2 separate regions of the Homo sapiens genome follow, and region 1 is linked to region 2. The links are chromatin loops, found by intact Hi-C in ENCODE. Cell type or tissue: mammary epithelial cell. All regions are shown on one strand. Region 1 has its middle 310 kb from the start of TBX18. Region 2 has its middle 280 kb from the start of LINC02535.

What was found. Peaks named below come from ENCODE experiments on the same cell type or tissue, not always from the same donor. Only the 100,000 strongest peaks of a DNase experiment are listed, where the experiment ranks them.
Region 1: a loop joins it to region 2, with 2.6 times the contacts of the local background. A loop is called at or near these places in 2 of 110 quality-filtered maps.

Annotation. Positions count from the first base shown.
Region 1 is chr6:85,075,200-85,080,199 of GRCh38, reverse strand. No RefSeq gene overlaps it. Among named protein-coding and RNA genes, the nearest start is that of TBX18, 310 kb to the right of the region's middle. In mammary epithelial cell, no CTCF peak of the experiment used is centred here; a DNase peak (open chromatin) is centred at 1,979.
Region 2 is chr6:85,125,192-85,130,191 of GRCh38, reverse strand. No RefSeq gene overlaps it. Among named protein-coding and RNA genes, the nearest start is that of LINC02535, 280 kb to the left of the region's middle. In mammary epithelial cell, a CTCF peak has its summit at 3,090 (motif pointing right); no DNase peak of the experiment used is centred here.

The DNA of each region.
Region 1 (5,000 bases), 50 kb after region 2:
AGCCCTGTATCTACTATGTTTTTCCTATACATACGTACCTACCAGAAAGTTTAATTTAGAAATTATGCACAGTACTCTTGTCCTTTGGGGCCATTAGTAAGTAAAATCAGGGTTACTTGAACACATGCACTGTGATAGGGGACAGTAAATTTGATGACCAAGATGGCTAGTAAGTGACTAACATGTGGGAAACATTTACAGCATAGATATGGTGGATGGAGGGAGGATTCACATCCTAGATGGGACAGAGCAAGATTTCATCACGCTACTGAGAACAGCATGCATTCTTTTTTTTTTTTTTTTGAGACAGAGTCTTACTCCATCACCCAGGCTGAAGTGCAGTGGTGTGATCTCGGCTCACTGCAACCTCTGCCTCCTGGGTTCAAGCGATTCTCATGCTTCAGCCTCCCAAATAGCTGAGATTACAGGTGTGCACCATCACACCCAGCTAATTTTTGTATTTTTTAGTAGAGATGGGTTTTTGCCATCAGTCTTGAACTCCTGACCTCACATGATCAGCCCATCTGGGCCTCCCAAAGTGCTGGGATTACAGGCATGAGCCATTGTGCCGGGCTTAGAATAGCATGCAATTTAAAACTTGTGGATTGCTTCTTTCTGGAATTTTCCTTTCAATATTTTGAGACCACAGTTTACTGTGGATAACTGAAACTGTGGAAAGTGAAACCAGGGATAAGAGGAGACTACTGTATTTGGAAATCTCATGCAGATTATCAATCAATCCTTCTTTTATTAGTTCTACCTTCACCCCTATTTTCCAAAGTCCTGGGTGTTGTCAATTTCTGAGTCTCTTGGGTTTTTTGTGACATAAATCTGTTTTTTTCTTGCCTTTCTCTACTGCTGTTTTAGCTGTTTGCTTTCTTGGGTATGCTAAGTCTGTTGCACTCATTCATTTGCTTTCCAGAATTTAGAATTTTGTTACTTCTGTTTTCTTTTCTATTCTCTTGGTCCTGTGGGTTTATGACTTTTAAAAAATTCTCCTTGCTGTATTCTAGTAGAATTTTTGAAGGGAACAGAGATAGTACCACAAGCTGTCATTCTTAACCAGAAGTAAATACAAAACAGTTTTGATCTTTCGATTTCTCTGAAATTCCCTTGAAGTATTTTAAGTGAAACCAGATTGATTTCAGTACCCATTAAAATCCTCAGACTAGAATTTCCTTCTCTTTAGTTTTGTAATTAAAAATTTAATGTTCTACAATTTAATAATTTCCTCTCTAAATGGGAACTAATATGAGAAACATAATATAAGTACCAAATTATAGACTGAAAGTAAGAACACAATAAGAGATACTGTATATTGTGCCTGGTAGCATTTTGTGGTAGAAAGAGTAAAAGCTTGTGTCTCTATCTTGCCTCTGCTACTCAGTAACAGAATAAAACATAATCCATTTGAGGACTCTGTAAAATAGGTAACATAAACGGATACTGCACTTTGCTGAAGGCAAGAGAGAGTAGAGGACGGAAGCAGGGCATCCAGCAATGTCTGACATATAGCTAGTGCACAACGGAAGTTAGCTCTCTTCTGTGGCATCAGGGGGTAGTGGGCAGAGTGAATGAAGCTTGAAGACACTTTTTATTCCTGTGGGCCCTCAACTAATCTTTGGAGCCCCTGTGGAACTTACATGTTTACTGCTGTAGTAAAGAATTCAGGAAAAGGAGGCCCTGGAAGAAGGAAGGATAGCTGGTGGTGAACAGGAAAAAGAGAAAAAGAAAAGAAGAAGGTGCAAAGGTGAAGTGAAGGCTGCACTGATAGACATATTGCTGACAGGAGTGGTGGTGGTGTAGGAAATCTGGTCACCCTGGGTATTCACATTCAGAGTAAAAACATGCAGTTTCTAAATTAGCCTTAAAACCAAGGAGAAAGCATGTTCAACTTTATTGACTCAGAGGTGATTATCCAGTTAAGGGATTATGTGGTTTTCTTCTCCCTGGATCTCCTTTCCCTATTGCCTGACTCCGGTGACTCATTCGTCCTCTCACTAGAGAAACGGTAAGATAAATAAAAGAGGATGAAGCTTAAACCAGTTCTCTCAGATACTGTAACTCTGGTGAAAGTTTGATAAAGAGAATGCAAATGAGCTTCTTTCATCATCATTGGAATTAGGTTATGTCTGCTGTACCTAGTTTCCATTATTGGGGATTGTGAGTTGGCTCCCTATCAATTTAAAGGAATATGTCATTTAAATAAATGATCTACATCTGGAAGTTTCTGTTTCTAGAAAAAAAACTCTAGAGCTGAGTTTAAAAGTTAAATCACTTTCAAAATTTTAAGTTTGTCAGATTATAGTGGTGATTAGTGGAGGAGCAGAAAGAACAGCGAAGGGAAGGTAATTTGTTACCTGGGGACAGAGCCTATTGAAAAAAATTGTTAAGGTAACAATATGTAACTCTGCCCAGGTAGAAAGAAGTTTGAGTCTGGCACTGTTCTATAAAGGAGGCTGCTGCTTTTTCATTATTGTCATCCAGAATTCTAATTATAGCCCTCAGTTGGGGGTCTATAATTCTAATTACAGCCCTCATTCTAAATATTCCACCCTATCTAAGTACTTCTATAGAGATTGCTGAAGAAATTTCTTTACCAGGAAATTTATGAATATAACAAAGGGGTTTGAAATCAACTGAACTCTTGCTGCTGAATGAGCTCAGTAGCTTATGAAACAGTCAAACATAAACTTATGAGAAAATATACTTAACAAACCAATACTGATATGCAGCAGAACTGTGTCTGGTATTGTTTCCAATTCCTAGTCCCTAAGCCATCAGAACCCTTAGCCAGGTGTGATTAAGGGAATGGTCCATGCCTGGGTTTTGTTCAAACCACCCTCTTCTTTCATCATCTTGTTCTGCAGCGTTTCTGATCTTCAGTGTCCCATGATGCTCTGCATACCATCTGAACAGCCACATCATCATAATGAGATGAATACCCTAATTGTGGCAATTCTCACTGTCACTGCTGCTGTTGCTCAGAATTTGTACTTTTAAAGTGTCATCACTAGCTGTATTTCTACAATGAAAAGAACTTCTGCTTCTAATTTGCTCACAGAAGGCAGATTCTTACAAGGCTTGCATATAAAAGAAGACCGCTTTCTTTCACCACGCTGCTCTCAAACCCTTGCCAGATCCTCCACTGTCTCTGGGCCCTGTCCTTGTGCTGTGTACATGCCTAGGAATGGCAGGATTTTTATACACAGCCACAGCTTTAAAAATAGATAAAATAATAATTTTGCTAAAATTTCTACCATCTGGAAGTTTCTCTCCTACTTTGTTGAAGTTGTTGATTGAAGTATATCTCTTGGGCTGTACCTTCAAATATCTTTCTATGAAACCACAGTGTTTGCTATTTAACCGCTTGGTGTCTATTCTGCATGGCCACAGGACCAGATTATAGCTTATATAATTACTGTGGTACATAATGTAATATAAAAATGTTGTGAGACGTATCATATATAAAAAAAGTGCACATGAAGAATATGTACAATCTGGGGAAGATTAATAACATGAATTTTCATTCACCCACCACTTATCCCAAGAAATACATTATTTTCAGTCCTTATAAAACTTTGTTTATTGAATCCCTTCTTTTTTCTTTCCATCAAAGGTAATACTAGCCTGAACTTTGAGTAAATCATTCTCTTGCTTTTTTTCATATTTATATTTCTAAGCAATGCATTATTTTTTAAGTTTAAATAAATGAACCTCTATTGTGTACATTCTTCTGTGAGTCTTTGTTTCCATTCACTGTTACATTGGTATCATTCATATTAATGCATATAGCTATAGTTTGTACATTTTCATTGCTATACAATATTCCATTTTATGAATATATTATACTGTTTGATATGGTCTGGCTGTGTCACCACCTAAATCTTATCTTGAATTGTAGCTCCCATAATTCCCATGTGTCATGGGAGGGACCCAGTGGGAGGTAACTGAATCATGTGGGCCAGTTTTTCCCTTGCTGTTCTCATGATATTAAGTCTCCTGAGATCTGATAGTTTTATAAAGGGGAGTTTCCCTGCACACGCTCTTCTAGGCTGCTGCCATGTAAGATGTGACTTTGCTCCTCATTCACCTTCCACCATAATTGTGAGGCCTCCCCAACCATGTGAAACTGTGGGTTAATTAAACCTCTTTCCTTTATAAATTACCCAGTCTTGGGTATGTCTTTATTAGCAGCATGAGAACAGACTAATATACAGTTGATAGACATAATTGTGGGTTGTTTTTTTTCTCTGACACTCAGCGATGCTCTGAACTTCCTCAAGCATGTCTCAGTAAAATCTATGAGAATTATTGCTCAGAAATTATATGCATGTTCAGCTTTCCTTTTAATCTTATTTTTTTAAAGTGCTTATAACAATTTATCCCCTATCAGTAGTTTATTATTAGAGTCTCCATTGGTACATATTCTTGCTAATATTTGGTGTGGTCAGATTTTTAAATTTTTTCTAAACAGATAGCAGTGAAATATATCTCATATTTGATTATTATCTCATTATCAAAAATGTCATAAAATATCTCATTTTTGATTACTAAATTAATTAAAAGTCATTTCAAATATTTGTTGGCCATTTCAGTTTCCTGTTTTGAAGTGTGTTTTCAGGTCCTTTGCTCATTTTTCTATTTGTTGGTTGTTTTACTAATGACTTGTAGAAGTTCTTTATATGTTTTGAATGCAAATCCTTTATTGTTAATTGAAGTTAGAAATGTATTTTTCTACTCTGTGGATTACTTTTTAACTTGCTTAGTTTGTCTTATGATTAACTACTTTCTTGATTTTAATGTAATTGAATTTATCAACGCTTTTTTTATGACTCTTATATTTTAAGAAATTCCATGAGGTTATGAAGACATCTAAAATCTTTTATTTTTCTATATTTAAAAATTATCTTCTATATTGTTATATATTATCTTATAAAACACAGTTTTGCATTTCATAAATAGGTATCTAATACTCCTGGAATTAGCTTTTGGTGTGG
Region 2 (5,000 bases):
GCTCAAAGGCATTGGGTAACTTACCCCAAGGTCAACAGCTGGTCACTTACCAAGGCTGAATTAGAACCAGGTCTGATACCAGCTTACAAGCTCTCAACCACTCAGCTAAAATGCTGTCTTGAAAATGACTCACGATAGTAGTCATTAAACACACACACACACACATACACATACACTCACACGTATTAGAAGCTGATAATGAAAATAAGATTGAAACGTATCTTTAAAGACAATACATATTGTGTAGAAAAAAATGCCACACTCGCTAAAGTGTTGTTTTTTCATTGGAATGTATGGATACAGGGTTAACTTTAGTAATTTGTATAATCTTGTTGGTAGAATGAAGACAACTCATCCTTCTAACTGAATTTCTCTGTTGCTAAAATTCACTTGAGCAACTCAGGTCACAGGGATTATTTAGCAGGGGATAAACTGAAACTCTTGCTTCTGCAACTTCTTTGATGGGAAGGCCATTTTCAAGCAGATGTTCTGGGAGGAGACAGGTGTGCAAAAGGTGAGTGGGGAGATGACAGTAACCCTTAGATTGTCATGGGTACAAAATGTCAGAAGAAGCAGTGCATATTATAGGGTAGCTGGGATCATTTTTTAAAAGGCAGGGGGATTTGAGTTACATACCAATGATCACTTTGAAAAGTCTGTCTTACTAAAACAGAGTTTTCAATAAAAAAATCAGAACACTGAAGGAGAGAGGCATGAGTATTCCACAACATTCTTAAATACACTGAATTTGCAGTATGTCTGTCTCTTCAGTAAGTATAAGAAGTGTTGGTCCATGCAGTCAATTGTGAGGAATTGTAGGCGGTCGACAGCACATAATATTTTGGGGTTCTGAGAGTCACAGAAGACATGGAACCCAAACAGGAGTCAGGACCTGGAACAAGTAGAGATGAGGCTACAGGGAAGCATGACAGTTGGTCCCTTCATTCCTCCTCAGTCTCCGACACAGCCTGGCTTTTGTGTCCAGGTGGATCAGAACCATGGACGATGGCAGCAAGGAACCTGTTCTAAGTCTCAGATTTGAATCCAGGGCTGAAAGGGTGAAACACTCTCGAAGAAGAACCACCCGGTGTCTTCAGGGAGCTCTGGCTGCTAGCAGGAGTCTGGTCTGGAACTCTGGAGCAGTGATTGCATATGCTGTCTTACAGAAGCTGCCTTCCCGCCATATCTTCTCCCCATAGTATATGCCCCAAGTGAGAGACAAGCCACAAATATTACGGATTCCTTAAGAACCATAATATTTGCCCCTCCTTTATGGTAATTCATTGAACATGTCATCAGTTTAGTTTAAATGTTAAAAATCTTAAAGTAATCTCTTTTCATTGTTTGCTCTGTATTAGTCAGGGTTCTCTAGAGGGACAGAACTAATGGAATATATATATATATATATACACACACACACGTATATATATGTATATATGTGTATATATATGTATATATATATGTGTGTGTATATATATGTATGTGTATATATATGAAGGGGAGTTTATTAAGTATTCACTCACATGATCACAAGGTCCTACAACAGGCCATCTGCACGCTGAGGAGCAAGGAGAGCCAGTCTGAGTTCCAAAACTGAAGAACTTGGAGTCTGATGTTCGAGGGCAGGAAGCATCCATCACAGGAGAAAGATGTAGGCTGGGAGGCTAGGCCAGTCTCTTTTTTCACATTTTTCTGCCTGCTTATATTCTAGTCTCTCTGGCAGCTGATTAGTCATGCCCACCAGGATTAAGGGTGGATCTGCCTTTCCCAGCCCATTGACTCAAATGTTAATCTCCTTTGGCAACACCCTCACAGACCCAGCCAGGATCAATACTTTGTATCCTTCCATTCCATCACGTTGACACTCAGTATTAACCATCACAATATCTAACTTTAGTATATCACATAGCTGACTATTTTATATGTATATATAATATAAACCTTCATACATATGTACATACATATGCATATAAATATGTAATCTCATGTAATCCCCATATAAACTTTTACTAAAATAGCACATGTATTTTATTATAAAGAAAGCTGGAACTCAAACTGACTCACCAGGCCAAGATTTTGGAGCTAGTGAGATGCACAGCAGATAATAACACAGGGCTCTAACTGTGAGTCTGGTGTCTTTTAAAATTCTGCCATGGTTTTTGCTCAACGTGAAGCTTGCTGGCTGCCATAGACATGATTGAGTCAGGACTTCCTGGGATATTTAGCCGTGGAGCAGAAGTCATCAGAATAGGAAAAAGTGACAGTGCTACAACAACACATGCAAAAAACATCCCCTACAACAATGACATCCTATTTCACTGTGCTTGACTTCATTTTTATAGGACCTAGGTTAGGCTTTTGTTGGCTGACCTTCCACAGTAGGGTTTAGTCAACCGTTCAGTAGCATATGAGACAGTGTAGTGTGGTAGAAAGAGTGGGGAGATTGCAGCCAAACTGACCTGGGTTTGAATCTTGGCTCTGGCATTTTTGTGTCTTTTGCAGGTTACTCTACTTCTTCGTGAATTTAACTTCCTAATCTGTAAAGCAGGAAAGACAACACCTTTCAGAGTCATGGTAAGGTGCTTGATATAGTGGCAGTTGATTAATTGATGCTAGTATTATAGTTACCAGTGGCGTACGTGGGCCAAGAAGTGGAGGGTGGGACCTGCAGAGCCATTGCAGAAGGGTCTCAATGGCAGCTTAGTTTCGAGGTCCTGAGTGATCTTCTGTTTCTCCTCAGCTGGGAAGCCTCTGGCTCTCCCTGCCTCCCTCTCCACCTTGCTGTAATTGTGTTATGAGGAAGAAGTGATAGCTGTGAGACTCTGAAGAGGGTTTCAGAGTTTGCCTACTGCTCGCAGGTTCCTGGTGGTTGCCTCTAAAACTGAGTTATCTAAAATAGGTACTTCCACTGCATGGATATTCAGAGTTTCCACAGCTGTCCTGGGAAGATTTTGGCAGTGGCTCATCTGCACCACAGTCCAGTGTCCCTCCAGTAGAAGCGGGATTTCCAGTCATCCGATCACTTCTCGGACTCCCCCTGGGGAACCAGCAGTGACAATGTCCTGGTGCACTGTGGCCGGTAGACAGCAGAGGGCACCTCTTGCCTGCAATGGAATGCAAACAGACCCTGAGAGCCAGAGATGTGAAAGACGCCAGCCCCATGGTGGCCACACTGACTGCTGCTCCCCGGTTTCTCTCACTCTATACCACTGCATTGGTTCTACCAGCATTTGTTCTCTACTCCCCCACATTCAACCCCACCCTCTGCTTGGGACAGCCTGTTGGTCTTTCATGACTTTTGAGTGAAGAGGGAGCTTTGGACTCGGAGGGGGTTGATTCTCCTGCAAGCTGGGGACTGCCGGCAGTAACTCCTCCAGGCCTTTGTTGAGAGAGGCCTTCCGATCGCGTGTGGAACTTTGTTTTATTAAATCTGATGAGTTCTATATTTTTGCCACATGTCACAGATCACCCACGTTGACTGAGCCCTGCCAGAGCTGAGCTGCTGTTACCCTGAAATGAAACCAGATTTTTTAAGTGGGTGGGGGTAATTCCAGTTTGGTGCAATAAATTATATGGTTCTGCTTGATTTGTTTTGCTCTGGGCTGGGAGAACTCACCATGGAATGTATCTGGAGATGTGTGCGTATGGGGAGGGGGAGCCAGCAGGAGCAAGGCATGGGGAGGAAGGAAGAGGGAATTACAATGTGCTATAGTGAACCAGTTGAAGAGTAGATACAAACATAGCCTCTGTCTCTTCCTTTCTGCCCTCCTCCCCAAGTCAGCCTGTTATTTCTATTTTTTTTTTTTTTTTTATCATTTCAAAACTTGGGGCTGTTCTTCTAAAATCCCAGGAAGAAATTTGGGGACTCAAGTTCCCCATGAAGGGTAAAGAATTTCTTGTAATCCTATCTACTTCTTTATCACAGAAGAAAACTCTGGGAACTTAGAATACTAAGAAATATGACTTGTAGAAATTCACTTTTCTGCTGTGAGTCTGTTAATACTGAAGGAGAATGCTGGAGGATGGCGATTATCATTCGTTCATGGCAATAATTTAAATATGGTTGGGTTTCTGGGAAGATGAGCCTGGAACCACATAGATAAGGAAATAAGATTTGAGCTTAATTGTTTTCTTAATCAATGGGGCGGGGTTTAGAATCATCTGGACCTGACAGGCAGGGAACTAGTATATAAAACATATTATAGTAGAGTCAGAGAGGACTAAAGTTGGAAAATCTGTGTTCAAATCCTTACTCTGCCTCAAATTCCTAATCTCTCTGAGACTTGCTTTTTTAATCAGTAAAAATGAGGATAAAATCAACCTCATAGGACTGTTATGAAGATTAGATGAGAAAATGTGGGTAAATTCTTCTGTGACATCAAAAGAGCTCAATAAACATTTATTTTTTACTTTTAAAACAGTTCTGTGTGCATGAGGGCAGACTCGGCTGTTGTCAAGGAAAGAAATCCATTTGTCTTCTGGGACTTCTCTTTGATGGGGCAGTGAGATCGCGATGGTGCAACTTTCCTGGTCTCACAGCTGGAGTAGAAAAGCCTACAGCTTTAAGAAGGACTTCTGTAGAGAAACTAGGAATCATATTTTGAAGACACACTGCATTTATAAAAAGTGCCCTTCATTTACTTCCAAAACAAATAGGTTTAAATAAGCCCAAGTTTTTATTCCTTATTTAGGATTACTTTGCATGTAATTCCAGGTTTGGAATCTTACAAATAAAGTTTTAGAAAATTTCAGTGAGCTTCAAAAAGCATCAGAAAAATTTCTAAGCAAAAAGAACACACTCCTCCAAGTTCAGAGAACTCTCAATTGTAGAAATTTGCTTCAAAAAAATCATACAACTGAAAAATTTTAGCTCACCAGAGGGATGAAATTTTTTTTTTTCACAGTGACATTTATTTGCACTCATACCAGCATGGGACTGAGTTGAGTTGCAGATGATTTCATCAGAATGACAGGAGGAAACCTTGGGCTTTCTTCTCCAC